Linked DNA regions of Homo sapiens: region 1 is linked to region 2. A link is a loop called in an ENCODE intact Hi-C map of the cell type or tissue named here. Cell type or tissue: ascending aorta. All regions are shown on one strand. Each heading gives the region's core, and the rest is flanking DNA. Links, peaks and the distances in the headings are about the cores only.

Evidence for each region. Hi-C counts contacts between places; a loop is a spot of excess contacts. Peaks named below come from ENCODE experiments on the same cell type or tissue, not always from the same donor. Only the 100,000 strongest peaks of a DNase experiment are listed, where the experiment ranks them.
Region 1: it touches region 2 in a loop (3-fold over the local background); 2 of 110 quality-filtered maps call a loop at or near these places.

Annotation. Positions count from the first base shown.
Region 1 is chr10:79,495,596-79,510,765 of GRCh38, forward strand. It overlaps LOC729815 (a long non-coding RNA gene), which reads right to left. Exons shown (of 3, transcript NR_136624.1): 2 at 14,934-14,995; 3 at 10,775-12,190. It also overlaps the pseudogene TPRX1P1. Among named protein-coding and RNA genes, the nearest start is that of EIF5AL1, 9.4 kb to the right of the region's middle. RefSeq lists a silencer at 2,496-2,696. In ascending aorta, for the core only: a CTCF peak has its summit at 7,052; no DNase peak of the experiment used is centred there.
Region 2 is chr10:80,137,065-80,152,234 of GRCh38, forward strand. It overlaps PLAC9 (placenta associated 9), which reads left to right. Exons shown (of 4, transcript NM_001012973.3): 2 at 5,018-5,115; 3 at 7,159-7,279; 4 at 7,836-8,295. The coding sequence ends at 7,846. It overlaps ANXA11 (annexin A11), which reads right to left. Exons shown (of 16, transcript NM_145868.2): 16 at 13,825-15,170. Among named protein-coding and RNA genes, the nearest start is that of PLAC9, 12 kb to the left of the region's middle. In ascending aorta, for the core only: a CTCF peak has its summit at 6,832 (motif pointing right); DNase peaks (open chromatin) are centred at 6,827, 7,103, 7,548, 9,056 and 2 weaker places; H3K27ac peaks cover 2,341 bases.

The DNA of each region.
Region 1 (15,170 bases), core at 2,854-10,853, 640 kb before region 2:
GCTATTCTGCGTCATGTTGGGAGGTGTCTTTCTCCCCTATGGGCTGTTCTCCTGGAGTTCAGGGAGGCTGTGTGGCCTAAAAGGGGTCTGTGTGGCGGGCACCTGTAGTCCCAGCTACTCGGGAGGCTGAAGCAGGAGAATGGTGTGAACCCGGGAGGCGGAGCTTGTGGTGAGCCGAGGTCGTGCCACTGCACTCCAGCCTGGGGACAGAGCGAGACGCCGTCTCAAAAAAAAAAAAAAAAAGTCCACTAGGAAAAAGAGATTTTTCCTTAACTATATGGAGCTTCTCTAGGAAAAGAGAAAGACCCTCTGAAATAAATCTTAGAAACTAGGTTTCAGTGCTAGCCCAACTGGTTGCCAGTTGTATGCCACTGGGTAAGTTACTTTACCACCTCGAAACCTCAGTTTCTTCATCTGCAAAATGGGAATGAAAAACCGCTTTTCTGAAACTTCTCCAGTTGAGTAAAATTCTATGTGAAATTGCTTTGTAACCTAAAAAAATACCAACGTAAAATAGATTTATCTATAAATTGTATATGCCTTGTTGTGTGAGCCAGGCAGGCAACTTGGAAGGTGGAGACAGGAATGGGGGCATGTCTTCTCTGTTGTCTTCTTCCCCGACTTCCTTTGGGTCAGGGAATCCCATGCTCCATGGGATGTGAAGTGATCGAGCGGGGACCCTACTGCCTCCAGGGGAGGGCTTAATGGAGTCACACAGGAAGTAAGATGCTGCTGTACAGTGGGCTAGCTCTTATCGTCTTGGGGTCCAGCAGGAAGTGATTCTTACCAGCAACTGCCCTCACCATGAACTGTCCAGGGATAAGAAGATGCAACCAGTGAGGGGGAGAACAGCAATGCAAGACAAAAAGGCTGCCTCAAAGAGAGGCAGAGAGCTGCAGAATCATCCAGCACTACCCTGCCCTGCTCAGGGCTAACACCAGCATTTTGCAGAGGGCACTAGAAGGAAATCTATACTGGATGAGAACGTCCCTGAGCAAGGTTAGAGCTGCTCTGGACAATCTCAGGGCTGGGAGTCCTATTCAAGAAGAGGACCAGCTCTCTTCTGGCCAATGTAAAACCATGCAGTGAGCTCTTTAAGCCTCCTTAAAGATGGACACTCTGCAATTATCAAAATTATACCTCTGGTAGGTACAGGTTGACAGCTCTGAGCCACTACTAGTTTGAGTGCCTCTCAACTAGCAGTCTTAATGACAGCATTCTGGAGCTGGGCAGTAGCCCTGAGGCTTTGGGGACCAGAACCTCATCTTTATGGTCCAAAATGGCCCACTGTGTGTCTGCATCAAAACAGCAGGGTACTGTGGGGCAAACCACAGTCCCTGTCACGGGGCAAGGAAAGGAGCCCCTACTCTGGTCACTCTATTTGTCACTCCCTGGACCCTCATACTTCTTTCTTTGCCTTTCTGTCTGCCCTGTGCCCCAGGAGGCTCACTCCTGCAGGCTAAGTCTCTCTGACTCTTTGCCATTGGTTTTTGGTTAACCAATGGGAGGTACCATGGAACTCTGGACGGTGGGAGGAGAGAAGCTGGGGGTGTTTCCACCCAGCGTCTTGCAGCTGCATGATCTCCAGGGTTGCTGTTCACTTGGGTGACTCCTCTTTCATGGCTCCAGCTCTTAAAAAGTCGGGGACATTTCCTCTCCTAACCCCTTCAGCCTAGGGGTGCTAAAGTCTTCCCACTGTTGCTAGTTTCTGGGAGCCTCTCCATTCCCCATATTGTCCCTTAACCTGCCACCTCTGTCAGTATTGCTTTATAGTGTCTTCATGGGAGCCATCTGGAGTGATTCTGTTTCTGCAGAGAACCTGATGAGTGCAGCCCCCAAGGGGAAATTATGTACACACATCTGGTTCAGATGGAATAGTCCTGACTCCTGGAGCCTATGTTCTGACTCGTCATTATCAACCTTTCCTCTTCTCTCTTTGCAGAATTCTGCCCTCTCCAACTATTTTTTTCTTCTAGATGTGCTGTGCATCACCAGAGTCTTGGCCTGAGCATGCAGTTGCAATTTAACATCTTCCAACAAATGCAAAATGACTGTCTCAGTGGCTGAATGAATTGGCTGAGAGTGGAGGACCTGAAGGGATGAAGCTGCCTTTGGGGCCAGGTGGCTGGCTGCGGTGGCTCACGCCTGTAATCCTAGCACTTTGAGAGGCAAAGGCAGGGGATTGCTTGAGCTCAGCTGTTCAAGACCAGCCTGGGCAACATGATGAAACCCGTCTTAAAAGAAAGATAGAAAGAAAGAAAGAAAGAGAGAGAGAGAAGAAAAGAAAGAAAGAAAGAAAGAAAGAGAAAGAAAGAAAGAAAGAAAGAAAGAAAGAAAGAAAGAAAGAATAAAAGAAGGAAATTAGCTGGGCATGGTGGCATGTGCCTGTAGTCCCGGCTACTCAGGAGGCTAAAATGGGAGGATTGCTTGAGCCCAGAGGATCAAGGCTGCAGTGAATCAAGATCACGCCACTGTACTCCAGCCTGGGCAACAGAGCAAGACCCTGTCTCAAAACAAAGAAACAAAAGAAACCAAACAACTTAGGGACCTTAGAGTCACCGTTGACATCCTTCATGCAGGACTCACATGATCCTTCATGTAGGAGTCATGTATGTGAGCAGCCTCCCTGGAAGACAGCCAGCCAATTGTTGTTTGCATACTTTCAGCGATGGAGAGCTCAGTACATCTTTAAGCAGTTCATTCTATTACTAAATGCCTTAGTCTAATTATAAATTACAGTCAAAATCTGTGTTCCTCTAATTTCTCTTCATAGGACACAGCTGTGAACTTCATACACAGCTGTGAACTTCATACGTGACAGTCCTTCAAAGACTCAGTGATTGTGTCCTCCTGAGTCATCTTTTTCTCTAGGCATCTCATGTCTTGCCCCGTCTCCATGTGGCTTCCAGGTGATCCCCTTTCCTTCTTCCCTTCTAATCTTGGTAGGAACCCTTTACAGCAGGGGTCCCCACACCCTGGCCGAGGACTGGTCTGTGGCCTGTTAGGAATGGGGCTGCACAGCAGGAGGTGAGTAGCAGGCAAGTGAGCGGAGCTTCATCTGTGTCTACAGCCGCTCCCCATCCCTCTGATTACTGCCTGAGCTCCACCTCCTGTCAGATCAGTGACAGCATTAGATTCTCATAGGAGCATGAACCCTATTGTGAACTGTGCATTCAAGGGATCTAGGTTGCCGGCTCCTTATGAGAATCTTACTAATGCCTAATGATCTGAGGTGGAACAGTTTCATCCTGAAACCACCCCTAAATCCCACTTGATCATGGCATATTATCTTTTTGATTCATTGTTAGATTCAGCTTGGTAGTATTTTGTTGAAAATGTTTTCATCTATGTTCATTAGGAATACCGCCTGTAGTGTTTTTTTGTGTGTGTGTGTGTCCTTGTCTTGTTTGGGTATCAGGGTAATGCTGGCCTTATAGACTGAGTTGGGAAGAATTCCCTCCTCTTTAATTTTTGGGAAAAGTTTGAGAAAAATTGTTTTTTTTGTTTGTTTGTTTGCTTGTTTTGGTATTTGCAGAACTTTAATTGCCAAGGCAGAATACATTCCAATAAATGAAAAAAAATGGATAAACAAATAGACACATTAGAGAATTTCTAAGGTTCAATTAACATGTGAGAATTTCTTAACCTCTCAACCATCAGGAAAATGGATATTACAACCACAACAAAGCCACAAGTCATTGGATCAAGAAACGTTAAAAAGTCTCACAATCCTAAATGTTGGCAAAGACGCTGACCATCAGAAGCACTGGGAAAAGCCCTTTACAAAGCTCTCAAGCAGCATTCACTAATGCCAAATATCCCAGTGGACAGTGGTTCCAATCCCAGCAAAGAAATGCTCAGGCTCAATTCAAATGAGAGGCAGGTACATTCACAGCAGAGCCACCTGTGATGGCCGCACAGTGAAGACAGCAAATGCCCACCTGCAGCAGAGTGGGTGAAGGGCGGTGCATTTGCTGCAGAAAGTTATCAGTGGTGTAGACCAGCCACTCCAGGCCCACTGGGATCTGTAGGACTTTGCAGGCACAGGCCCCTTACCAACCCAGTGGTTACCTGGGGTCTGAATAGTTTTCATTCACAGAGATATCCTCCTCTTGGTACTGAAACCCTGAGTCTTTTTTGTCCATAGAGCCCTGCCCTTCTTTGTACTGAGACATCATCGTGAAGACTGACGTCTAGAGGTGGGAGCACCTCCGTGAAGTGAGGGAATAACTGAGTGTCTGTCAAGAAGTCGGAGGCATAGGGGCTCTGAGGCCACAAGGGGCCTGGGGCTGGGGCTGGGAGTGATCCTGGGCGTGGGCCTAGAACTGGGACTGGGCCTGGGAGTGAGCCTAGGCTTGGCATCCAACCAGAGCTTAAGATGGGGCCCGGGTCTGGGATTCTCTCATGCCTGGGATCTCAGCACTTTGGGAAGCTGAGGCAAGTGGATCACCTGAGGTCAGGAGTTTGAGATCAGCCTGGCCAACATGGTGAAACCCCATCTCTACTAAAAATACAAAAATTAGTCGGGCGTGGTGGTGGGTGTCCATAATCCAGCTACTTGGGAGGCTGAGGGAGGAGAATTGCTTGAACCTGCGAGGTGGAGGTTGCAGTGAACTGAGGTTGCACCATTGCACTCCAGGCTGCGCAGCAGAGCGAGACTCTGTCTCAAAAAAAAAAAAAAAAAAAAAAAACAGGAAAGTCTGTTCTTGTTCCGTGCATGTTTTCCTAATGGACTGTTTGGTTATTTCTCATTTTTGAACTCCAGATATTTGTGAAGTCAGCCCTTTTCCTGTGATCTGAGTTACAAATATTTGTCCAGTGTGAATTGCCTTTTGATTTTTCTTATGGTGCTTCATGCCATGTAGATTTTTTTGAATTTGTGTAGTCAGATTTAGTAATGAATTTATTTTATGGTTTTTAGATATTGAGTCATGGTTAGAGGGACTCCAATCACCCCACCCACTTCAAGGTTAGAATGGAATTCTCTCACATATTCTTCCAATACTTTTATGTTTTCTAACCAACTTTCATGAGATATAATTTACATATAACAAAAGGCATCTATTTAAAGGATACAAGTTGATGAGGCTTGACAGATGTACATCCTCATGACATCATGATTTTTCTTTAAGTATTAAATCATAATGCATTTGGAATTTATATCACTGTCTACTTTGAGAAAAGGACTAAATTTTATTTATTTATTTATTTATTTAAGACAGAGTTTCACTCTTGTCACCCAAGCTGTATGTAGTGCAGTGACGTGATCTTGGCTCACTGCAACCTATGCCTCCCGGGTTCAAGTGATTCTTCTGACTCAGCCTCCCGAGTAGCTGGGATTACAGGCACCCGCCACCACACCCTGCTTAATTTTTGTGTTTTTAATAGAGATGGGGTTTCACCCTGTTGGCCATGCTGGTCTCAAACTCCTGACCTCAGGTGATCTGCCCACCTTGGCCTCCCAAAGTTCTGGGATTACAGGCATGAGTCATCGCGCCCGGCGTATTTTATTCTTTCAGTTTTCAGATGATTGGCCAGGTGTCTGAACACCCTGCATTGAGATGTTTCCTTTGTCCCATTCTCTATTTCTGTATGGATTTCTGTCTACATCTGGACTTCCTCTTCTATTTGTCTGTCCATATATACACGTTTACTACACAGTTTTAATAATTGAAGCTTTGTAACTGAATTACCTTTAATAAATGGTACCAGCTCCAATACCAATTATAGCAGAAAACATGGTCCCCTGTATTAGGTATTTGAGAGCAAGATGGATGTTCTGGATGCTCGAGCTGAGTTTCTTTCCCTATGCCAGGCCTCCTTTTTACTCTTAGAGAAAGGTACCCCATTTTATAGATACAGAAAGTGAGGTGAGATCAAGGAAGGTCAGTCCCCAACTGTGCCAGCTCTGAATTTTGTAGGGTTTAGGAGCACCCAGCCTCAAATGCCCATTTGTGGATGAGAAAACTGGTTCTGGGTGGAGATAGAGACATGTGGAAAAGACAGATCTGATGATGCATTATCACTCAACCACTCACTCATTCATCACTTCACCCCAGCACAGACTGACCGTGTGCTAAGGCCAAGCCCTGCACTGGGGCAGAGAAGGGGCTGCTCCGTCCCCTGGGATCTCACGGTGGGCTGGAGGGAAAGGCGAGGAAGCACTGAGGGACAGGAGGATGTGACTGTGGTGGGAATAGAGGGAGGAACGGGGCTGTGGGCGCCCACAGTGGGGCCTCATGGTCTTAGCCTGGGCCCCCCTTCCAATGCTGAAAGTAGGGCAGGTGCCCAGGACTTTGCAGCAGGAGGACTATTTCGAAAAGTGAATCCAGGGAGCAGAGTGAGGGTCTGGGAAAGTAACGGAGGAGAAAAAAGCTAAGGGTATACTGTAGAGATGACCACATTGAAGGCAACTGAGGCTTAACACAGTGTGATCTCTAGGACAGCATCTAGAAAGTGCATCACGGCCAGGTGTGGTGGCTCATGCCTGTAATTCCAGCACCTTGGGAGGCTGAGGCAGGCAGATTACCTGAGATCAGGAGTCTGAGACCAGCCTGACCAATATGGTGAAACCGCATCTCTACTAAAAATACAAAAATTAGCTGGGCGTGGTAACTAGTGCCTGTAATCCCAGCTACTCGGGAGGCTGAGGTGGGAGAATTGCTTGAACCCGGGAGGTGGAGGTGGCAGTGAGCCCAGATCGTGCCCCTGCACTCCAGCCTTGGTGACAGAGAGAGACTCTGTCTTAAGAAAAAAAAAGAAAGAAAAAGAAAGAAGGAAAGAAAGTGCATCAGACTGTGCATGTCTCTCTCTCAGTGAAAAAGGGAGAAGCATTTAACTCCAGGTTCCTGTCTCCATTGGTTGAGGGCTGTCCTGTGGGAACAGGGCAGGAATCCACCCGGGGTGTGTGGATCTGGTGACAGCCAGCACGCATGGACTGTTTGCCAGAGCTGTGGCTGGAATCTGGAGCCAGGTGAGAACAGATGAGGCTGGACAAAGGGTCTCAGCCTGGTTCCCAGGTATGGGACTTGACGGCCACCTAGCTGGCCAGGATGGGAAATGCAGCAGGGACCAGGACAGCGAGGGAGGCTGCTCTGGGTCCCCACCCCACAGAGGAGGCAAACCTGTGACAGGGCAGCCCTTTCCCCTGGAAGTCCCTGCTTCAGGGACAGACCCAGAGGCTCCACACAGCAACCCAGCCACAAGGGAGGCCTACGTGTCCCCATGTGATGGGCTTTCAAGGCCCCAAGGAGGTCACGGCTTGGAGTGCAAGAACTCCTCCCAACTGCTGTGCCGCCCCCCCTCCACCTCCTGCCGGCTCACTGCTTTGTTCCCTGCTTTCTCTTTCTCTGCTTCTCTCTGCTTCTCTCTGCCTCCCTCTTTGTCCTTCCTTTCTCTCTTTCTGTGACCCTGTCTTCAACAACTCTTTCCCTTCCTCTATTGTGCTGTTTGTCTGTGATTCTCTCCAGCCTCCTCTCCCTGTCTCAGTCCTCTCCATCTCTCTTGTTTCCTCTGTCTTCATTCCTCTCTTCTCTTTTACTCTCTGCCTTCCTCTCGGTATGTGGATCACTGGCCAGCTCTCTGGACACCTCCCTCCCTCCAGCTCCCTTGGTTCTCACTGTGGGTCCTTCTGTCTTTGTCTCTTCCAGCTTTCCTTTTCTCCCCCTGGGCCCAAATCAACTTCTCTCCATGACTCCATCCTCCCATCTCCATCTCTCTCTCTCTCCCCTCACCCTCCACCTTCTCTCTCTCTCCCTTCTCTCTTTCTCTCACTGTTTCAACCCCTCTCTCTCTATCCTCCCTGTCTTTCTCCTTCTCTTTGTCCTTCCCCTCCCTCTCTCATCCCTTCTCTCTCATCTTCTCTCTGCCTGTCCCGTCCTCTGACTGACCTCACCCCTGCGTTCTTCACTCCTCTCCAGTCCAGCTCAGTTAGCCTCTCACCACCGATCTCTGCCTATCACACAATTTAAAAATTACAGGAAGATGGTGGGGGGCACAGGACTTATGGAGAAATGTCTACACCCAGCTCAGCTTCCCTTAGAGCCGCCTGGAGTTGGTGCTACCGGGGGGCAGCTGGCTCAGTGGGGCATGGGCTCTGACAAACCCTGAGTCTCTGCGAGGCTCCTTAAGGGCTCCACAGCCGCTGCTGGGCCCTTCTATTCCCTGTCAGAAGTTGGCCACCTCATGGGGATGTATTACTGTCTATCTGCTCACAAGGCACCACTGGCAGTCACTAGGAACACAGTGACTCTTTCTAGAATGAATGAGCACAACCTCCACCCGTGGCTGGATACAGGATATTCCCCCACCCCAGAAGTCCCCCTCGGGCCCTTACCAGTCAACACTACCCAAAGGGTAACCCTGCTTCTGTGTCCAGCAAGGCAGTATCTGCCTGAGTTTGAATAGTGTACGAGGAGTCACACCTGGTATACCCTGGGGTGTGAACTGGTCCTCCAGGAAGCAGACACCCAGAAAGATAGGACTGCAAATGTTTCTAAAGGGAAACACTGGAAATGAGAGAGAGAGGAGGGAGCACGGGGCATGGAGCATCAAATATGGTGGAGACTTTTCCAAGATATCATGGCCCAGGAGACTCTTCAAATTTCAAAATTATCCTGTAAGGTAAAAAGATTTCGGTTTATTTCCAGGTGACCTTCTTTTGCCCAATATACATTTTGTCTTCTATGAAATATCTGTGCCCCTGCTGAATACTTCTGTGTGTGGCCATATCTGTGTCTGTATGTCATGGAGAATAATTATCCACAGATCACAGATACAAATCTCAGAGTTTAACTGTGTATGCATTTTTAGGATCTCTTCATCTCGTAAGGATCTGAATTCTAATCTTGGAGACAGGGGCTTTCCCTTATCTTTTGAAAGAGAAACTGGAAATCCCAGAGCCTGAGCTGCTACACCCTAAGGTTTATTAAATGAACTTCAATGAACACCTTTTGCTGATCTTCTGAGTGGAAATATTTTCATTTAACCAGCGGGAGGGGTGAGGCTCTACCATCTACCAGCTATTTTGCAAGATGCCTTCCTTATGAGCTTGGTCTCCCTGTCCTCACCATGACCTCATAATCGCATCATTCCCAGCTCATTTCTGAGAAAGCTGGGGCTCTGAGCTCTACTGAGAGTTGGTGTCTGGGCTTAGGCAGCAAAGACACAGGGAAGGGGAAGCATTTTGCCTGCCAAGGTTGGGAGATGCAAAGCTGAGAGTTGTAGGTGGGAAGGAGAGGGTGCAGGAGATCAGAGTAGGTCACAGCAGCTCAGGATTGGCCTTGAGTTTCCAGCCAGAGTTGGCCTCATTCTGAAGGCCAAGGCCGCAGCTCCACTGAACCAGACCCATCCTCATTGTTAGTCTCCTTAGGCCGTGAAAACTCAGGGAGACAGGTTCCCCTGACAGAACCAAGTTAAAATTTTCAGACCTCTAGGCATTCATTCACCCCGATCTAGAGCCTTCATGCACCCAGGGAAAGAATCATCTTCCTACCAATAATGGACTAAAGGCTGTAGGGCAACAAGGAAGTGCTGGGGTGGTAATTTCCTGTGCACAATGTGGTATCTGAGCTCCCATGGCAGCTCTGTGTGGCCCTCACCGCAGCCTCCATGCTCCTGCTCACGCTGCTTGCCTGGCTAGGAGCAGCCTTCCAGCTCTACCTGAGTTCAACAACCCCCCATGTCACACCTCCCTGCTTCAGCTTTCTCTTCCACGGCCTCCTGTTTACTCCCAGGAGATTCTGTCTCCTCCTTCTGCACCCTGTGTCCCTTCACTTGTGTTTCCATTGGGCTGGTCAGAAGCTCTGTGCCCTTCAGTGTGGGTCTCTCTGCTGCAGCACACAGGATGCCCTGCCAGTCAGGGATGGGTCTCATCCCTCACAGAGCTGGCCATATGGCCCAGGTTCCACACAAGCCTGCAAAGCTTGTATTTCTAGCTTCTATAAACAATCTCTGGCTGGGCACAGTGGCTCACACTTGTAATCTTGGCACTCTGGGAGGCCAAAGTGGGCAGATGGCATGGCTCCAGGAGCTTGAGGCCAGCCTGAGCAACATGGTGAAACATGGTCTCTACAAAAAGTAAAACAAAAAAACATTAGCCAAGCATGGTGTTGCACACCTGTAGTCCCAGCCACTCTGGAGGCTGAGGTGGAAGGATCACCTGGGCCCTAGAGGCGGAGGTTGCAGTGAGCCAGGAGTGCACCCCTGCACCCCAGCCTGGGTGACAGAGTGAGACTCTGTCCCCCACCAAAATAAAATAAAAAAAAAAACTCTTTCCTTATCTACAGAAGATACCTGCTGCCAAAGTCATAATGAGAAAATAATGCAACTGATTTGTAGTCTCAGAAACTTGAGCAAAGTGACCACATCCTCAGCCAGTGCTACCCTCATATTGCAAAGCCTTGCAGTACAATCTGTGACATTTCTATTCATTCAAAAAAGGAAAGATGAGTCCATTTTGCAACTTAGTTCATACTGTTCAGATAAACATACCAAGTGGTACATGTGGAGTTGGTGGTTGAGGTCTTACAGGCCACAATGGGTAGAGGAGCTGGTTGAGGTCCCAGAGGAGTTGGTTCAGATAGCAGAGGCCAGGCAAGTGGAGGAGGTGGCAGATGTACTAGAAGAGACCCTGGTGGAGGAGGTGGCTGAAGTCCCAGGGACCACAAGTGGAGATTATTGAAGTAGCTGAGGAGATTCATGTGAAGGTGGTAGTTGAGGGGCCAGAGGCCACCCAGGTAGAAGGGGTGGCTGAGGATCCAGAGATTACTAAGTGGAGATGTAGTCGGAGGTCCCAGAGGCCTCACAGAACAAAAAGGTGAATGATGTCCCAGAGGAAAGGCAGCTATAAAAGATGGATGAGGTCCCGGAGGACAGAAACATGCAGAAGATGGATAAGGTCCGGGAGGACAAGGAGCTGCAGGAGGTGGATGAGGTCCCAGAGGACCAACAGCTGCAGGAGGTGGATGAGATCCCAGAGGACCTACTGGTGCAGGAGATGGATGAGGTCCGAGAGGACCACCAGCTGCAGGAGGTGGATGAGGTCCCAGAAGACCTACAGTTGCAGAAGGTGGATAAGGCCCCAGAGGACCAACAGCTTCAGGAGGTGGATGAGGTCCCAGAAGACCTACAGTTGCAGGAGGTGGATGAGGTCCCAGAGAACCTACCACTGCAGGAAGTGGATGAGGTCCCAGAGGACCAACAGATGCAGGAGGTGGATGAGGTCCCAGAGGACTGACAGCTGCAGGTAGATGAGGTCCGGGAGGACTGACAGCTACAGGAGGTGGATGAGGTCCTGGAGAACTGACAGCTGCAGGTGGATGATGTCCGGGAGGACTGACAGCTGCAGGAGGTGGATGAGGTCCCAGAGGACTGACAGCTGCAGGTCGATGAGGTCCCGGAGGACTGACAGCTGCAGGAGGTGGATGAGGTCCTGGAGGACTGACAGCTGCAGGTAGATGAGGTCCGGGAGGACTGCCAGCTGCAGGAGGTGGATGAGGTCCCAGAGGACTGACAGCTGCAGGTGGATGAGGTCCCGGAGGACTGACAGCTGCAGGAGGTGGATGAGGTCCCAGAGGACTGACAGCTGCAGGTGGATGAGGTCCCGGAGGACTGACAGCTGTAGGAGGTGGATGAGGTCCCGGAGGACTGACAGCTGCAGGTAGATGAGGTCCGGGAGGACTGCCAGTTGCAGGAGGTGGATGAGGTCCCGGAGGACTGACAGCTGCAGGTAGATGAGGTCCGGGAGGACTGATAGCTACAGGAGGTGGATGAGGTCCTGGAGGTCTGACAGCTGCAGGTGGATGATGTCCGGGAGGACTGACAGCTGCAGGAGGTGGATGAGGTCCTGGAGGACTGACAGCTGCAGGAGGTGGATGAGGTCCTGGAGGACTGACAGCGGCAGGTAGATGAGGTCCGGGAGAACTGCCAGCTGCAGGAGGTGGATGAGGTCCCAGAGGACTGACAGCTGCAGGTGGATGAGGTCTCAGAGGACTGACAGCTGCAGGAGGTGGATGAGGTCCCGGAGGACTGACAGCTGCAGGTAGATGAGATCCGGGAGGACTGCCAGTTGCAGGAGGTGGATGAGGTCCCAGAGGACTGACAGCTGCAGGTTGATGAGGTCTGAGAGGACTGACAGCTGCAGGTGGATGAGGTCTGAGAGGACTGACAGCTGCAGGAGCTGGATGAGGCCCTGGAGAACAATCGAGTGGAGGAGGTGGTTAAGTTTTCAGGGGACTCTCCAGTGCAAGAGGTGCTTGAGTTCCCAGAGGACACTCCAGTGGAGGAGTTTGTTGAGGTCCCAGAAAACCTTCAGATGGAGGGAGTGTTTGAGTTCCCAGACAACACCCGGTAGAGGAGGCGGCTGGCAGCCCATCAATGGTCCTGAAGGGCCAGCCATGAGATCGGGCAAGTAGGGCCATTCTGAGAAAGGATGAGCTTCCCTGCAGCCACATTGACCTACAAGTCAGGAGGAGAAAATGTTTTGAAATATATGAATATGATGGACAAAAACACCAAAACCAACACAAGCTGCACCTTATGCCTCGGGTGATAGTCCCTTGCACCTTTCCCTCCTCCAGGTTTCAAAATGGCAGCATGAATGCCATAAAGTCTCCCTTCAACTGAGTCCTGCCAACAGCAGGGGAGTGAAGAAAAGTCGTGGGGACAAACTGCTATCCCCACACGCCACTCTGTCTGCAAATGTACGCAGGCTGGGGGCCTGTCCCTGGGAAGACAGAGTCATAACCCAGTAATAAAGAAGCATGTTTCTGACACAGGGGTGTCTATGTCTATCCTAATTCCTCCCTCACCATCATCACCGGAGCATGTTCCTTGCATCAGATAAACAGAGAGAAACAGAAGCATGAAAAGCCCATTGTCCACACATGAGTCACAGCTACTCTTAAGAGAATGGCCTCCAGGCTTTTCATGTGCTGTCTCTGATTCTCAGAAATCTACAAGGTCAGTGTGACCACCCTGCTCCAAATCTAAGAAAATAGAGGCTCCAGAGGAAGGAGAAATTTCACCTAGCATCACACAGCTTGCAAGAAGCAGAGTGGAAGTCGATTCCAGCTCTGCCTGCAAGACCCTCTCGTCCCCCTTCTGCTTCCCTTCTTGACAAACGGTCTTCTCTACTTTGGAAGCGCCATCCATGGGCACAAAGAGCTCTGGGGAGATGGGGATTCCTGAAGAGCTGCAGGGGAACTGGGAGAGGGTTTTCTGACGGAATAATCTTACATAGAGATATCAGTTTGGCATGGTTATCACATTTCTTTAACTTCTAGGTAATACCAAATTTTAAGTGCACTATGACATAAAGAATAATTTTGTCCATGGAAAAATGAGGTGGGAATTCTCAACAACAGAAGTTTTAAAAATATGTTTGATTTCAAGTGTACAAGTCCCATCGTGTGTGATCAGAGGATTCAGCAGCTGTCGAAGACACAGAGGCCACACGAGAACCAGCTTAATTGAGCATCATTTAAGGCCTTCATTGAGAATTGTCCCTGTAGGTAATGAGTGACGTTCACTCTCCACTACCTCACAGCCAGGGCACATTTTCTATTAAAATATGGAACCTCTGACACTTAGAATATTAGATCAAGGGCAACACTGGGTGAGGGTGGGGGCGTTTTTGCTCAACACAGTTAACAACAGAGATGGGACTGTGATGAATTATGGAATTGACTTTGCCAAAGAACATTCAAAATTGCACAAAGCACATATTAATGTTGGATCAATGAGTTTTCACTTCTGGGATTACGGCGGATATTCTGAAGGTTAATCACTTACCTTATAGCAGAAAAGAAAATCACAGCAAAAAAAAAAAGGAAACCCCACATATTTTGGAAAGGGGATCCCACACCATCTTGAGTAAAAGGGATCAGTCAGGGTCTACTGGGCCATAAGACCTACCTCAGTGGAGTTCAATGGCATCCTCTCATGTTATTTCTGGAAACAGAACAGTGACAGCCCTGCAGCCCTTGGCCCTTAAGCATTTATGGCTTCTGGAGGTGCCACCAAAGATGACCAGCTGGAAATGGAGAAGCCTGAAAGCTCATGGGGAAGATTTTGCTTTCAAAAAAGTCCAGTTAGAAAAGGCACCACAGAACCCAGAGAGCAGAGGACAGGCCAGGAGAGGGCGCTGTAGGAAAAGACAAAACTGTCCTGAACTAGGCAGAGGGAAAATGACTCCAGCATTTACCTTTGTCTTCTCTGTTTTCTGGCTATGTCTTCTGATTCTTTAAGAAAAGAAGAAATATTGATCCATGAAGACATAGCCAGAAAATTTCTGCTCTCATCAGCACTTATGGCTCCCATTCTAAAATGTTACTAGTGTTACTTTTCTCAAATAATAATAAAAAAAATAAAGCCTTCCCACTGACTCAAGGTTGGAAGGGGAGCTGACCCATTTGCCTTCTAGGCTCATCCCCTCAGTTAAAAGTAACCAAGACATCAGGGTGGAATGATGTCCACAGTCAGTGGAGGGGCCTGTGCTCCGCTATTCACAGGGGACCAGCCAAGAGTCATTCAGCTGTGGCACGTGAGAAAAACGGTCCTGCCACCCAGCGGGATAACTGTTCTCTTTAGTAAGTGCTTGGAACTGTTTCCAGGAAACATAACAATAACCCAACCCAAGCCCTCACCCCAGAAAGGAGAAGCAGGGGTGTGGATTGTGGAGCAGAAGTTAAGCGGGTGCCTTCCCAGAGAGCTCCTACCTCTCCAGAAAGGGTTCTCTAGCCCTAGCTGTCCCTGGGCTGCCTCCTGACTCATGTGTCTCTCCAGCACTCCCTGCTTTTCCATCATTTCCTGTCTTGAAGACAGTGAAAGAGTTGACTTGTAGAAGAATTAAAACACTGTTTTCTTTACTAGACAGTCAAAGCTTCATCTTAAAACAAAAACATCCTTAAAATTTGTCCATCACAATCACCTACCTGTGCTGCTTGCAGGCAGCCTTCCTCTCTGCCATCTCCCTCTGCAAGGCTTGAGCACAGAGCTGTGGGGAGAAAAATACATCCATGTCCCGACTTGGCCGAAAAGCAAGGGAAAAATGAACAAACTTACCCAGTTGTTGAGGCCTTTCTTGCAGCAGAAGGGGCGATCTGAAAAAGCCAACACATGAGAAAATGTATGTTGACAGATTCTAGGGGCAGTGGCATCATCTTGATGAG
Region 2 (15,170 bases), core at 2,832-10,831:
CAGTACAATGTCAGGCCCTGCTCCAAGCTTGCTCTCTCAGATGCACTCTGTGGAGGCCCCGATGAGCTCACGGACAGTTGCTCCAGGGTGCACAAAGCACAGTTTTGTCCAGATGTGAAGGATTAGTGCTGAGCCATGTTGGGAGCGACCTCAGCCCAGCCTTTTCCCTGGAGGGGTTTTGGAGCCAAGTTAGACCTCATCACAGACACGTAGAGAACAGGGTGGTTTAGGCCAGTGGAGGGGAGCAGGCTCTGGTTGTTCTGACTTCCAAAGCAGCCAGACTCCCATTTGGCTGGCAGGGTCACACTGCATCCCCCTGGCCTGAGCCTTACACGGGAGAGTGGCTAGGGTCTGGGAGAGGGCAGGTGAGCCTCAGAGAAAAGGCTTGGCCAAAGGCCTCTGGACAGAGCCAGCAGGGGGGTATGTGTATCCACAGACTCATGACAACAGGCCCTCCCCTAGGACGGCCACTCTGTGGGTGACAACAGAGGCCCCCTCAGAGCTTTTCCTCTCCAAGCTGAGCAGCCCAGTTTCAGCTGAGAGAATTGAGTTAAAATTTGGAGTCCCAGACTGGGTGCGGTTGTTCACTCCTATAATCCCAGCACTTTGGGAGGCCGAGACAGGCGGATCACTTAAGCCCAGGGGTTTGAGCTTAGCCTGGGCAACGTAGTGAAATCCTATCTCTACAAAAAATACAAAACGTAGCCAGGCATGGTAGTGTGTGCCTGTAGTCCCAGCTACTCTGGAGGCTGAGGTGGGAGAATTGCTTGAACCCGGGAAGAAGAGGTTGCAGTGAGCCATGATTGTGCCACTGCACTTCAGCCTGGGTGACAGAGTGAGACCCTGTCTAAAAAAAAAAAAAAAAAAGAGGAGTCCCTTCCCATAGCCTCCTCTAGACCTGCTCCTGCCTCTCAAGGGCCTTCTCAGGATGTGGGGCCAGGATGGAGCATAGCCCCCAGGGGCCTCTCTCTCTCTGAATATTTTACATGAATGCCTGCAGCCCACAATGGCTGCTGCTTTCTGCTGACAACCTCGTCAGACAGCCAGCTTTTGTTATGGAACATTTCAAATCGTGCACACAACAGTAGACAGAATCGCTGAATGCACCCCCATTTGCTCATCACCCAGCTTCAACAATCAGCAACTCTCAGCCCATCCTGTTTGCTCTAAACATCCACGCATGCCTCTCCACCATCCCCACTGAGGCCTGGATTATTTACTTTGGAAGTAAATCCAAGACAGCACAGCCTTTCATCTGTAAATATTTCAGTATAGGTCTTTAAAATACTTGCATTAAAAAAATAACCAAAGGGCCATTATAATGTCCTCCTCCCTCCCCAGATTCAGCAATAACACCATTATCTTTTGAAGAGTATTTTCTAAGTTCAGTGGAGGGAAATAATGAAAAGGATAATTTGGAAAACAGATTGTTCTCCACAAAAGATGCTCAGAGTGGAAGGACATTTTGTCTCTGGTCCTGTTCTCATCTCTGAGTGGAAGTGCTGAGAGCTAGATAGAGTTGGAATCAGAAAATCACAGGGCAGGGGGTCCCCACCTTGCTGAGATGAGAACAGGAGGTCAGGGTGCCTGAGGTCCAGGCATTTGCAGATGGTGTGACCTTGGGGAAATCACTCAGCCTCTCAGAGTTACACATCCATCATCAGCTCTGTCCTACCTCAAGACCTGCCCCACTTCTAGACAACTGCAGATGGCCCCTTGGCCAACCCATCCAATACCAAGGCCTTACAGCTACAAGCATTGCACGTAGAGAGATCAAGTTCCATAACTCCCCCTATTGAGCTTTGGATGCCCGCATCCATGGCCACAGCCTTAATATTGTCACTCTCTGAAGCTGCTCGACCTCTAAAAGTTAAATTGCAATATTCCTTTTTTTTTTTTTTTTTTGAGACGGAGTCTAGCTCTGTCACCCAGGCTGGAGTGCAGTGGCGCGATCTCCACTCACTGCAAGCTCTGCCTCCCGGGTTCACGCCATTCTCCTGCCTCAGCCTCCCTAGTAGCTGGGACTACAGGTGCCCACCGCCACGCCCGGCTAATTTTTTTGTATTTTTAGTAGAGACGGGGTTTCACCGTGTTAGCCAGGATGGTCTCGATCTCCTGACCTCATGATCTGCCCGCCTCGGCCTCCCAAAGTGCTGGGATTACAGGCGTGAGCCACCGCGCCTGGCTAAAATTGCAACATTCTTTACCTCTTGTTCCTCCTGTGATTCCTAAGACCTCCAGTCTCTTCAGCCCCCATTTCTCCCAATTCATTGGCCCTCTTCTTGGCCTCATTTCCTTCCTCATCCCAGCTGGATTCCAGGCCTCCTCTCCTAAACCTCTGGCCAAATCTCAGTTCCTTGGCCCCTTGCCTCCACCACATCCATCCTGCAGACTCCTAGGTTTCAGCTCCATCCAGCCATCTGTCTTTGCTGCCCTGCACCCAGACTGTGGAGCACTGCTGGGGGAGGACTCGTGCTTCCAGGATTCCTTGTTGATGCCGGCTCATTCTGCATAGCCCTCCTACACTGCATCCCTCATTCTGCACATCCCCTTTTGAAGCCCTCTCTTTATTCAAGTCCCTTACCTAGTGGTGCACTGATGGACTGGCTCTCAAAAAAAAGTGGGGAGGGGGGTCGTTGATTTCCGTGGTGTAAATGTTCTCATCATGGCCACCATTTTTTTTTTAACTTAAAATTTTTTTTCTTTTTAGAAATGGGGTCTCACTATGTTGATCAGGCTGGTCTTGAACTCCTGGCCTCAAGCGACCCTCCCACTCGGCCTCCCAAAGTGCTAGGATTACAGGCACGAGCTACCATTTCCAGACACCATGGTCACTATTTTAATGTCTGTGTTTAGCAACCTACTCATAGAATTCTTGTAATTTTAACATCTAGCTCTCCTCCCTACGTGATCTCCATCTTACTGCACAGAGTAAATAGAGGCCATCAGGTGGGAGCTCACTCCACTTTTTGGCCCTCTAGTTAGATGGTTTGCCTTTGCCCATTTTTGCTGCATTCCCTCTGTCTTCCTTCGAGATGTGGTCCCACCCCCTCTGGATCCAGGGCCTCCCATCAGTTCAGGAAGTTCATCCTTGGGTTCTCCTGTCTTCCTCCTGTCCCTCAGGCTGTAAGCATGATTGTGTTTTCCAATGCTTTAAAAAAAAAAATGACAACCATAAATACTCCTCTAGACCTTGCGATCCAATCTCCCTTCCTTCACAGCCAAGCTTCGTGAAATTTTCCAGAATCCAAGTTTCCACCCCCAACCTCACCTTCCCTCCTCATCTCATGGTAATCCAAACTCTGCTTTTCCACCACTCCTAAAAGTGCTGGGGTGAAATTTAGCAGGGCCTTTCTGTGCTCTCTTTCCAGTCCTTATCTTGCTAGACCTCTCCGCTGCTTTCGGCCCTGCTGACGCTTTTCATCCTCTGCAGAATCTGTAAAGCTCTTGGCTTCTCTTGACTTCTGGGGCAGCACCCTCCTTCCTGAGTGTCAGCGTTCTCCAAGGTTCCAGCCAACCCTGATGCCCCACAGGCATCTCAGGGTTACCAACTCTGAAACCCAAGCTCGGCATCAGGGCTCTGAGACTTCTGCTCTGAGGGTTGATGGTGCCTGGAAGAGCTAACTCAAGGAGAACAATGGTGAATCAAGAGTTGAGAGGGGTTTCACCATGTTAGCCAGGATGGTCTCAATCTCCTGACCTCGTGCGCCTACCTCGCCCTCCCAAAGTGCTGGGATTACAGGTGTGAGCCACCATGCCTGGCTAAAATTGCAATATTCTTTACCTCTTGTTCCTCCTGTGATTCCTAAGACCTCCAGCCTCTTCAGCCCCCATTTCTCCCAATTTATTGGCCCTCTTCTTGGCCTCATGAGTCCTCTGCTTATGAGTAGTGACTTTGGACACATCCTTTCACCCTTCTGTGCATCAGTTTTCCTACGTGTAGATTGGGCATAACAACAGGTTGTTGGAGAGGTTAAGTTAGCACCCTACATGGTGCATGGTAAGCACTCATCACATGCCAGCTGTTACTAACGGGTTCCCAGTGTCAACGCTGCTACTGAAATATCTCCTTTCATTTTCTTCCTCACTATTCCTACAGCTCCTGCCTCTGCTCATCACTTCTCCTTCACCCCTCTTATCCTGATTGCTGCAGTAACCTCCTGCCTTCAAAGGCATCTCCCTCCAATCTATTCCCTATATTTAAAAAATTCATGTTTGGCTCTGTGACTTTTCTGTTAAAATAACCCCCCTTGGCCTGGCTTGGTGGCTTACACCTGTAATCCCAGCACTTTGGAAGGCTGAGGCGGGTGGATCACCTGAGGTCAGGAGTTTGAGACCAGGCTGACCAACATGGTGAAACCCTGTCTCTGCTAAAAATACAAAAATTAGCAGGGCGTGGTGGCAGGTGCTTGTAATCCCAGCTACTCAGGAGGCTGAGGCAGGAGAATCGCTTGAACCCAGGAGGCGGAGGTTGGAGTGAGCTGAGATCGCACCATTGCACTCCAGCCTGGGCGACAGAGCGAGACTCCATCTCAAAACAAACAAACAAACACACAAAAAAACAAACAAGCATCAGAACTGGTTTATTAAAGCCCCTGGGTTAAAGCTCTGCCCCCTTGGCTTCATTTCCAGGACTTCCCTCTCCAGTCTCTCTCTCCCGCCCACCCTGTATCTCCAGCCACCGCGGGCTCCCTGCAGGTTTTGCACAGTGAGCCCTGCTCTTTCAGACCTCTCCATTGTTGCAGGTGCCATTCTGCCTGGCTGAAGCCCATCCTCCCTTCCTCCCTGGGCTTCACCTCCTTGAGGAAGTTCATCTGGGTCTGTAGGTGACTGTGGCTGTAGAGACTGGTGGGATTGAGATGGCTGACACTCGCACACTGACCCCCACCTGGGCCGTCCTCCGCTTGCTCCTGAGTTTGCTTTGAGGACTGACCTCATTTGAGCCCAGTGTTTACAGGAGTCTCTGGCATTATGGAAAACTAAGGGTCCCACAGTGACAAGACTTGTTTTCCCACAGCTGCCGAACCCTTCAGCCCTCCGCGAGGAGACTCAGCTCAGAGCACAGCGTGTGACAGACACATGGCTGTGCAACGCCGTCTAGATGTCATGGAGGAGGTAACAGGGTGGTTTGGAAGGACATGCGAGTTCAGGACCACCTTCTAGGATGGTGTTTTTATGGGCAGATGCAAGCTTGCTTTGGAATGTGAGGACATCCGGGCCGATCCTGCCCTGTGGCCACCTCGTCCAACATCACCCTCCCATCTAGGCTGCCGGGCTGCCCAGCCCCCAGTGGACCCTGCCTCCCCTAAGGCCTTGCTTACCCCCACCCGGATATTTCAACATCATTACTGGATGGGAAGGTGGAAATTCAGTCACTGTTTTGTTATATAGCCACGATTCCTAACTTGTGTGGGGAAAAGTTTACATCTTTATTGTCACAAGCCTTTAACTGAAATTGAGCATTCTCATTCATCATAAATACAAACAGCGAGCCGTGGTATTAACAGTACTATAACTTTGTCATCAATAGAAATCCAGATAATTTCATCTTCTAGTTATGAATATCTCAACATATAATTTTTATCCTTCCTTATGTCAAAATTTCAGTTGTTATTAGGCCTGATGTTAAATCATGTGATTTAGTGAGTTAATAAATACATTTTATTTTTTTTGAGGCAGGGTCTCTGTCTGTCTACCAGGCTGGAGTGCCGTGGTGCAGTCTCGGCTCACTGCAACTTCCACCTCCCAGGCTCAAGCAATCCTCCCACCTCAGTCTCCCAAGTAGCTGAGACTACAGACACATGTGCCACCATGCCTAGCTAATTTCTGTATTTATTTTGTAGAGGCAAGGTTTTGCTATGTTGCCCAGGCTGGTCTCGAACTCCTGAGCTCAAGCCATCTGCCCACCTCGGCCTCCCAAGGTGCTGGGATTACAGGCATGAGCCACTGTGCCCGGCCAATACATATATTACATCAAAAATTTAAATTTTTTTTTGACAGAGTCTTGCCCTGTCACCCAGGCTGGAGCCCATGGTACAATCTTGGCTCACTGCAACCTCTGCCTCCCAGGTTCCAGTGATTCTCATGCCTCAACCTCCCGAGTAGCTGGGACTACAGGCATGCACCACCATGCCCAGCTAATTTTTTGTACTTACCATGCCCGGCTAATTTTTTGTACCTCTGGTAGAGATGGGGTTTCACCATGTTGGCCAGGCTAGTCTCAAACTCCTGACCTCAAGTGATCTCGCCTCAACCTCCCAAAGTGCTGGGATTACAGGCGTGAGCCACCATGCTGGGCCAAAAAGTTTAATTTTAAATACTTGAATTTTTTTTTTTTTTTTTTTTTTTTTTGAGGCAGAGTCTCACTCTGTCACCCAGGCTGGAGTGCAATGGTGTGATCTCGGCTCACTGCAACCTCCACCTCCCGGTTCAAGTGATTCTCTTGCCTCAGCCTCCCGAGTAGCTGAGACTACAGACGCGCACCACCATGCCCGGCTTCTTTTTGTATTTTTAGTAGAGACAGGGTTTCGCCACGTTGGCTAGGCTGATCTTGAACTCCTGACCTCCGATGATCTGCCCCCCTTGGCCTCCCAAAGTGCTGGGATTACAGGCGTGAGCCACCACGCCCGGCCTAATACTTGAATAATATTTTAATGCAATTGGTGCCCTTAGTAATTCTATATGTTTTATTTTTTGCATTTAAGGCATTATTCTGAGAAGAGGTCTGTAGGCTTCACCACACTGCCAATGGGGTCCATGGCATACACAGGGAAAAACCATTAAGAACTCAGTAAATTTCAGAATCCCAAACCTGTCATTTGGCAGAGATACCACCAGGGGGCGGAACAACAAAAGGAATGTGAGCTCCAGGCTGCAAAGTCCAAAAGGGAGAAGGTATTCTACAGGCGCTTCATCCAAATCTGTGACTAAGTGCCAAAAAAGAAGGAGCCTTAGAGAGCAAGCCCCCTAGGATATTGTCATCTGGGGAAACTGAGGCAGGTAGGGGCAGAGCCTGAGTGAGGAAAACCCAGGTCACTTAGCGCCCAGTCCTTTCCCACTGCACCGCACTGGACCGCCAGCTGCTCTCTTAGGACCTAGCTGATGAAGCGGAACGTGGAACCACTTCTGTCCTCGACTTTACCCCACTTCCCACTCTAGATGGTAGAGAAGACCGTGGATCACCTGGGGACAGAGGTGAAAGGCCTGCTGGGCCTGCTGGAGGAGCTGGCCTGGAACCTGCCCCCGGGACCCTTCAGCCCCGCTCCCGACCTTCTCGGAGGTGAGCAGTGCAGGTGGCAGAGGACAGCCTCTGGGCGGCTGTCATCTGGCGCTGGGCAGGCGAGACAGGGACGGCTGCTCCACTGCACAGGTGTAGCCTGGCTGGCAGGGAGGGCCCCAGCGCTCCCTGGGGACGGAAGCGGGACGGCATCATCCCTGCTCCCCGCCCGCCCCGCCCCACCTGCCACACCCGGTGGCTGCCGCCCAGTGTCAAATGAGGTTCTGGAAGAGCCGGCCCTAGATGCCATCTCAGCACAACCCCTGCGCGGAGAAACTGCCTCCTTCATTAGCCTTCTCACGACTGGAGCTTCTCAGCTCCTTTAATTTTCCCCTGAGCAGCCACTCCTGTTCCACCCCAAAACTCTCGCAGGGAAGACGGGCGTCCCCACTGATCAGGCAGGGTTGGGGTTGCACTCTGCTCTCTCCTTGATCCTTGTGTCCCGCGCGCAGTAGTTCCTGGGGGCCGGGGAGGGAAGGGAAGGAACTGCTGGGCACCACGGGGGCAGGTACTCTGCGGCACCCCAGCTTGCTCACTGGGGGCCTCTGCTTTCTTTCAGATGGCTTCTGAGCCCTGGAGCTGGAGCCCAGCAGTTGGAGGTGGTGCACCTGCCAGGCAGCGCCCACAGAACCAGCCCTGTCCTCTCGACTTCCTTCCTTAGCTTCATGTGAAATAAAAGCTATTCTGGTCTCCTCTGTGTCTGCTGACAGAGTAACCCGTTTAACTACAGCCTCCTCTCACTCCACTTCCATGCCTGGAGGAAGCCTGCAACCCCCTCCAGGCTCAGACCTGGGGACACCCCCACTCCTGTCATTTATAGGGGCAGATGGAGCAGGGGTTGATTCACACAGATGGGGGCCCTTTGAGTGGCCTTGCTTCTCAAAATGTGGCCATAGGTGAAAAGCAAGGGGATCAGGGTCTCAGGACCCACCCAGACTGTTTAATCCAAATCTGCATTGCAATGAGACCCCCAGGGATTTTATGTGTCCATTAAAGTGGTTTGTTGTTGTTTTTAAAAATTTTTCCTATGAAGTGAAATTCAATGTAAAATTCATCATTTTAACCATTTTAAATTGTACAAGGCTGGGGGCGGTGGCTTACACCTATAATCCTAGCCCTTTGGGAGGCCAAGGTAGGAGGATCACTTGAGCCCAGAAGTTTGAGACCAGCCTGGGCAACATGGTGAAACCCCATCCCTACAAAAAAATACAAAAATTAGCCGGGCATAGTGGCACGTGCCTGTAGTCCCAGCTACTCAGGAGGCTGAGGTGGGAGGATCACCTGAGCCCTGGAGGTCAAGGCTGTGGTGAGCCATGATCATGCCACTGCACTCCAGCCTGGGAGACAGTGAGACCTTGTCTCAAAAAAAAAAAAAAGAAAAAGAAAAAAAATTGTACAAATGCAGTGGCTTCCAGTACATTCAGAAGTTGTGCAGTCATCACCACCAGTTCCAGAACATTGTTCTCTCTCTAGAAAGAAACTGTGTATCTATTAAGCAGTCACATCCCATTCCCGCTCCCCACACCCCACTGGAAACCACTGATCTCTGTCTTCACGAACTTGCCTATTCTGGACATTTTAAATACAGTAGTCCGGCTTTATCTGTGGTTTCACCTTCCATGGTTTCAGTTACCTGCAGTCAACCACAGTCCTAAAATATTAAACTCCAGAAATAAACAATATATGAGTTTTCAATTGCACATCATTCTAAGTGGCGTGATGAAATCTCTTGCCATCCCACTTCATCCCGCCCCGGATGTGAATGCTCCCTTTGTCCAGCATGGTCCACGCCGTCTACACTTCCTGCCTGTTAGTCACTTAGCAGCCTTCTCAGTTACCAGATCAATGGCCACAGTATCACAGTGCTTGTGTTCCAGCAACACTTCTTTCTCTTAATCAAGACCCAAAGTGCAAGAGCAGTGCTGCTGGCATATGGTTGTTGTTTTTCACACAACTCTCCCTTCACAGAAGCTGGCATATTGTTCTAATTGTTCTATTTTATTCTTAGCTATCGTTGCTAATTTCTTATGGTGCCTAATTTATAAATTAAACTTCATAGGTATGCATGCATAGGAAAAAACATAGTATAATAGGATTAGATACTATTGTGGTTTCAGGCATCTGCTAGGGGTATTGAAATTTATCCCCTGAAGGTAAGGGGGTAGTACTGTAGGTAGAATCACACAATACGTAGTCTAGCTGTATCTGGCTTCTTTCTCTGAGCATAATGTTTTCAAGGGCCATCTGTATTGTAGCATGTATCGGTACTTAATTCCTTCTTACGGATGAATAATGTTTCATTGTATGAATATACCACATTTTATTCTTTTATTTTTTTAGACAGAGTCTCGCTCTGTCACCCATGCTGTAGTGCAGTGGCATGATCTCAGCTCACTGCAACCTCTGCCTCCCGGGTTCAGGCAATTCTCCTGCCTCAGCTTCCTGGGTAGCTGGAATTACAGGTGCACACCACCACGCCTGGCTAATTTTTGTATTTTCAGTAGAGACAGGGTTTCACCATGTTGGTCAGGCTGGTCTTGAACTTCTGACTTCTTGATCCACCCGCCTCAGCCTCCCAAAGTGCTGGGATTACAGGTGTGAGCCACCACACCTGGCCCACATTTTATTCATTTATTCGACAATTGAGGGACATTTGGGTTGTTTGCATTTTTTAGCTATCATGAATAATGTTGCTATGAACATCCGTATGAGTTTTTGTGTGAATATTTGTTTTTTAATTTGTTTTGGGTCTATATGTAGGAATGAAATTGCTGAGTCACATGGTAACTCTTACGTTTAACTTTTTGAAGAACCACCAAACTCTTTTGTATTGCAGCTGTACTATTTTACATTCCCACCTGCAATATTAGCTGTGGCTTATTCATAGATGCCCTCTAGCAGGTTGAGACATTTTCCTTCTAGTCTTAGTTGAGTGTTTTTTTAATCATGAAAGGATGTTGGGTTTTTTCAAATGCTTTTTCTGCATCAATTGAGATGATCATGTGATTTTCCCCTTTCATTTTATTAATTACATGCATTACATCGATTTTTTTTTTTTTTTTTTTAAGACAGAGTCTCACTCTGTTGCTCAGGCTGGAGTGCAGTGGCACGATCTCAGCTCACTGCAACCTCTGCCTCCCAGGTTTAAGCAATTCTCCTGCCTTAGCCTCCCGAGTAGCTGGGATTACAGGCACCCACCACCATACCCGGCTAATTTTTGTATTTTTAGTAGAGACAGGGTTTCGCCATGTTGGCCAGGCTGGTCTTGAACTTCTGACCTCAGGTGATCCACCCGCCTTGGCCTCCCAAAGTGCTGGGATTACAGGCATGAGTGAGCCACTGTGCTTGGCCTGATTTTCATATATTAAATGACCTTTGCAGTCCTGGGATAAATTTCACTTGGTCATGGTGTATAATGCTTTTAATATGCTGCTGGATTTAGTCTGCCAGCATGTTGTTCAGGATTTTCGTTCCTGGGCCACAATTCTAGACACACCCTGGGCTGGAAGGGAACCCACTGCCTTGAAGGAAAGGACCCAGTCTTGGCTGCATTCATTGCCTGTTAACTGAAGAGCCCTTGGTCCCTGAATAACCAGCAGAGATACCTGGGTACTATGCTGAGGGCCTTGGGTGAGACTCGGTCTTGTCGGTTTCAGGTTCAGATTCAGCCAGCACATTCCCAGCTGTGGTGGTTACAAGGCAAGATTCCTGCTAGAGAAAAGTGGAGGGAAAAGTAAAGTGGGCTTTGTCTTACACCTTAGATACCAGCTCAACCACAGGACAGTAAAGCACCAAATGGTTCTTGGGAATGCCAATTCCAGGACTTGTCTCTTAGATGGCATTTATGGACCTACCCTGGGCCAGAGGGGCGCCCACTGCCCTGGAGGGGGGGGTCCCATGCCAGGCAGCATTCACCACCAGCTGGTTGAAGACTCCCTGGGCCTTAAGAGAACATCAGCAGTAGTCTGGCAGTACTCCCTGTGGGCCTGTGGTGGCGGTGGCCATGGAGTGAGGCACCTCTGCCTTGGGAAAGCGGAAGCAAGAGAGGGAAGGACTGCATCTTGTGGATTCAGTGCCAGCTCACCTGCAGTATAACAGAACACCAGGTAGACTTCTAAGATTTTTTACCCTAGTTGCTGGCTCCCAGATGGCACCTTTGGGCCCAGCTGGGGCCTGGAGGACCTTGCTGTTCTGAAGGGAAGGACACAAGCCTGGCTGGCTCTGCCACCAGCCGATTGTAGAGCCCCAGGGCCTTGAGCAGACACAGGCAGTAGCCAGGGAGTGGTAACTGCAGGCCTTGGGTGAGAGCCAGTGCTGTGCTGGCTTTCAGGTCTGACCCAGTGCAGTCCTAGTGGTGGTGGCCACAGGGGTGCTTGTGTCCTTTCACCCCCAGCTTCAGGTGGCTTAGAACAGAGAAAGGGACTCCCTTTGTTTGGGAGACAGTAACGGAATGAACAAGAGTCTCTGTATGGTAATACAGAGAATCCTGAATCTTGTCCAAGACCATCAAGGCAGTAACTCTATGAGGCTAAAAAAAAACCAAAGTGTTATTGGGCTTGGGGTGAATCCTTAAGCAGATACAGCTTAGAGCACAACACCCAAGCCATTCAAATATCTGGAAAGCCTTCCCAAGAAGGATAGGTACAAACAAGCACAGACTGTGAAGACTATGATAAATACCTAACTCTTCAATGCTCAGACACAGATGAACATCTACAAGTATCAAGACCACCCAAGATTTTCCTTTCAGCACACTGAATATGTCATCTCATTGCCTTCTCACTTCCATGATGTTGGATGAGAAATTGGCTATTAATCTTATCGAAGATTTCTTGTACGTGTCCAGTGGCTCTTTCTGCTTTCAGGATTTGCTTTGCTTTTGGACAGTATGATTATAATGTGTTTCAATGTCACACTGAGTGTCTCTTTGAGTTGACCCTACTTACAATTCATTGAGCTTTTTGTATGTGTAGATTAATGTCTTTCATTATGTTTTCAGCCATTGTTTCTTTAAAAATTTCTTCTACATTCACTCTTCTCTTGATTCTTATTAGGTGTATGTTGGTACACTTGATGGTGTCCTGCAGGTGTCTTAGGCTCAGTTAGCTTTTTTGTTGTTGTTGTTTTCTTTCTGCACCTCAGAATGGGTAATCTCAATTGACCTATCTTGAAGTTTGCTGATTTTTGTCTTCTTCCTTTTTAAGTCTGCTCTGGAACCCTTCCAATGAATTTTTTATTTGTGTACTTCTCAATTCCAGAACTTCTATTTGGTTCCTTTTTATAATTCCAGTCTCTTTACCAATATTGGTGAGACATCATTCTCCTGGTTTCCTTTAGTTCTTTGACCTTTCTGAAAATAATTGACTTAAAGTCTTGTCTGTTAAGTCCAATGTCTGAGCTTTCCTCAGTTTCTATTAACAGATTTTTTTTCTATGTATGAGCCATACTTTGTTTCTTCGCATACCTCATAGTTTTTGTTGAAAACTGAACATTCTGAATATTATTTATAATGTGGCAAGTTTGGAAATAAAATTATTCCTCCACTGTGTCACCTAGGCTGGAGTGCAATGGCAGGATTATGGCTCACTACAGCCTGGACCTCCCAGGGTCAGGTGATCCTCCCACCTCAGCCTCCTGGGCAGCTGGGACTATAAGTGTGTGCCACCAGGCCCTGCAAATTTTTAGTATTTTTTGCAGAGATGGGGTTTTGCCATGTTGCCCAGGCTGGTCTCAAAGTCCTGGGTTCAAGTGATCCACCTGCCTCAGCCTCCCAAAGTGCTGGGATTACCGATGTGAGCCACTGTGCCCAGCCTGTTATTTTCTTGAACTACATTTTTAGTTTTTTAGTTTGTATTCTTTGTCAGGTGTGGCCACTAAGTCTTTGGTTAGCTTAGTGGTCAGCTAGTGATTCAAAAGATTTCTTTGAACACTTGGAACAACAAAATGCCTCGTAGCATTTGCAGATGTGTTCTGTGTTGGGACACACCTTTCAACCTTCACCCATGCAGTTTATAACTATGCCTTAGCCTTCACTTCCTGCTTGCACGGAGCCTGAAGGTCAGGCAGAGGTGACAGCATAGGGCCCTCTCAAGTCTTTTTAAGCACATGCCCAGCCCTAGGCATGTGTATGGTCTTTCAGATTCCCAGGAATATGTGGAATCTCTTTAAAGTCCTTATTCTCACCCAAAGAATCTTATTTCCTAGCCTTTCCTCCTGAAGCTTTTCAATTTGTCTCCTGTTTGCTCCAAATGTTATTCCTTCCCCTAGGCATGAGCCACTAATACACTGACCTTGAAACGTCTTTCCAGGCTGCCATCTTCACTTTAGGAGAGCTCCAAATTAGGCAAAATAAAAGAAAGGCATTTGAACCAGTCCTTCAGGGAGCAACAAATCAAATCAAAATCAACATACTTCTTGAAAATAAGGTCTAATCTGCTACCTCCAGTGACAGGAACCTATACAGGGAATGAGGGATATTGTTTTTGATGCTGCTGCCATGCTGGGGAGTGGGGGATGGGGCCAGGGTAAGCTAAAACACAACAAAGCTCTCTTACTAAATCCAGCTTTTATTCTTAGGTATTCACCTGATTGCTGTAAACTTTCAATTCGTTTCCAGAGTTCCCATAAATTTGAGTTTTTGCCACCTTATTTGCTGCTTTTGTGGAAGGACAGACTTGTGGAATTTCCTATTCCATTTCGTTGACCACATTAAAGTTTTAGAAGCTCTCCTCTAGTCTACCCTTCATTTTAAAAAGTCAAAAAGACAGGAAGTGACATATCCAGGGTCACACAACAAATCAGGGGCTGAGCTGAGATCAGAATAAGGATGTTTGACTCTCAGGTCAGAGCTCTTTCTGCTTCAGGACTTCATCAGCTCTTAGTGTTGAGAAGGAGTCAGGCTCAAGCTAAACACCAATATTAGGCCAAGGGGCAGCTTTCCAAGGAGTAGGGGCTGAGGGTAAGAGTCCTTGGTATACCTGGTGGGCTTGACTGACTCCTTTACTGACAGGGGACCCTACATGAGTCCAGGTTGTGGACTGAGTAATGATGTCCCTATCCCTTAGAAAAACACAGGCAGAGAGCTTTCAGATTTGATGGGGGTGAAAATGTAAACCTTTATCTTTCTGAGGACATGTATTTAGCTTGATGTTTCTAGGTCTCATTCCACTCCATCTCGGCCAGGGCAGGAAAGAGCCTACAGCAGAAATAAGGAGCCAGGTCCTAAGGTAGGGCTGTAACTCCCTGCCAAGGCCAACAGAAAATGGGCATGGCATGGCATTAAACCACCACTTTGACCGTGGGCACCTGCAAAGGTTCATCTTTCAGCTCCCTCTTCCCAAAGCTAGGAGTGCCTCATCTCATCTCTCATCACCTGACTGAATTCCAAGCAGACTGTGCCATCTGCTCACCTGCCCTCTGGAGGAACACCTCTACTTTTGCGGTGTTCTCTGTGTGAGCACAGTAGTATTTAGATAAGCGTTAGATTACAGCAGGTTACAGATGCAGTTTCCCAGTCCCCACACCTGCTCAAAATGCATGAGGGTCTGACCGCAGGAACTGCTCTTTAGCAAGCTCCCCTGATGATCCTGATACACACTCAGGCTTGAAAACCACCACTTTAGGACCATCTACCCAGCCACAGGGTGAGCACTCCAAGGTTTCTTTCTTAAATTTTGCACCTGAGACAAATGCCACCAGGACTAGGGTGAGGCGAGTGAGGCTATCTGTCTCAGGTGCAAAACTATTTAATAGTGTTTCCTCCAGCGCCCCCACAGCTGCTGAAAATTCTCTCAGGGCTGAATTCATCTGGTGCTTCTATTTTAGAAGTCAGACTAGATGTGTAGCATGGACTGGCCTTGACTAACATATCCAGGAGGCAGGAGAAGACCCATTG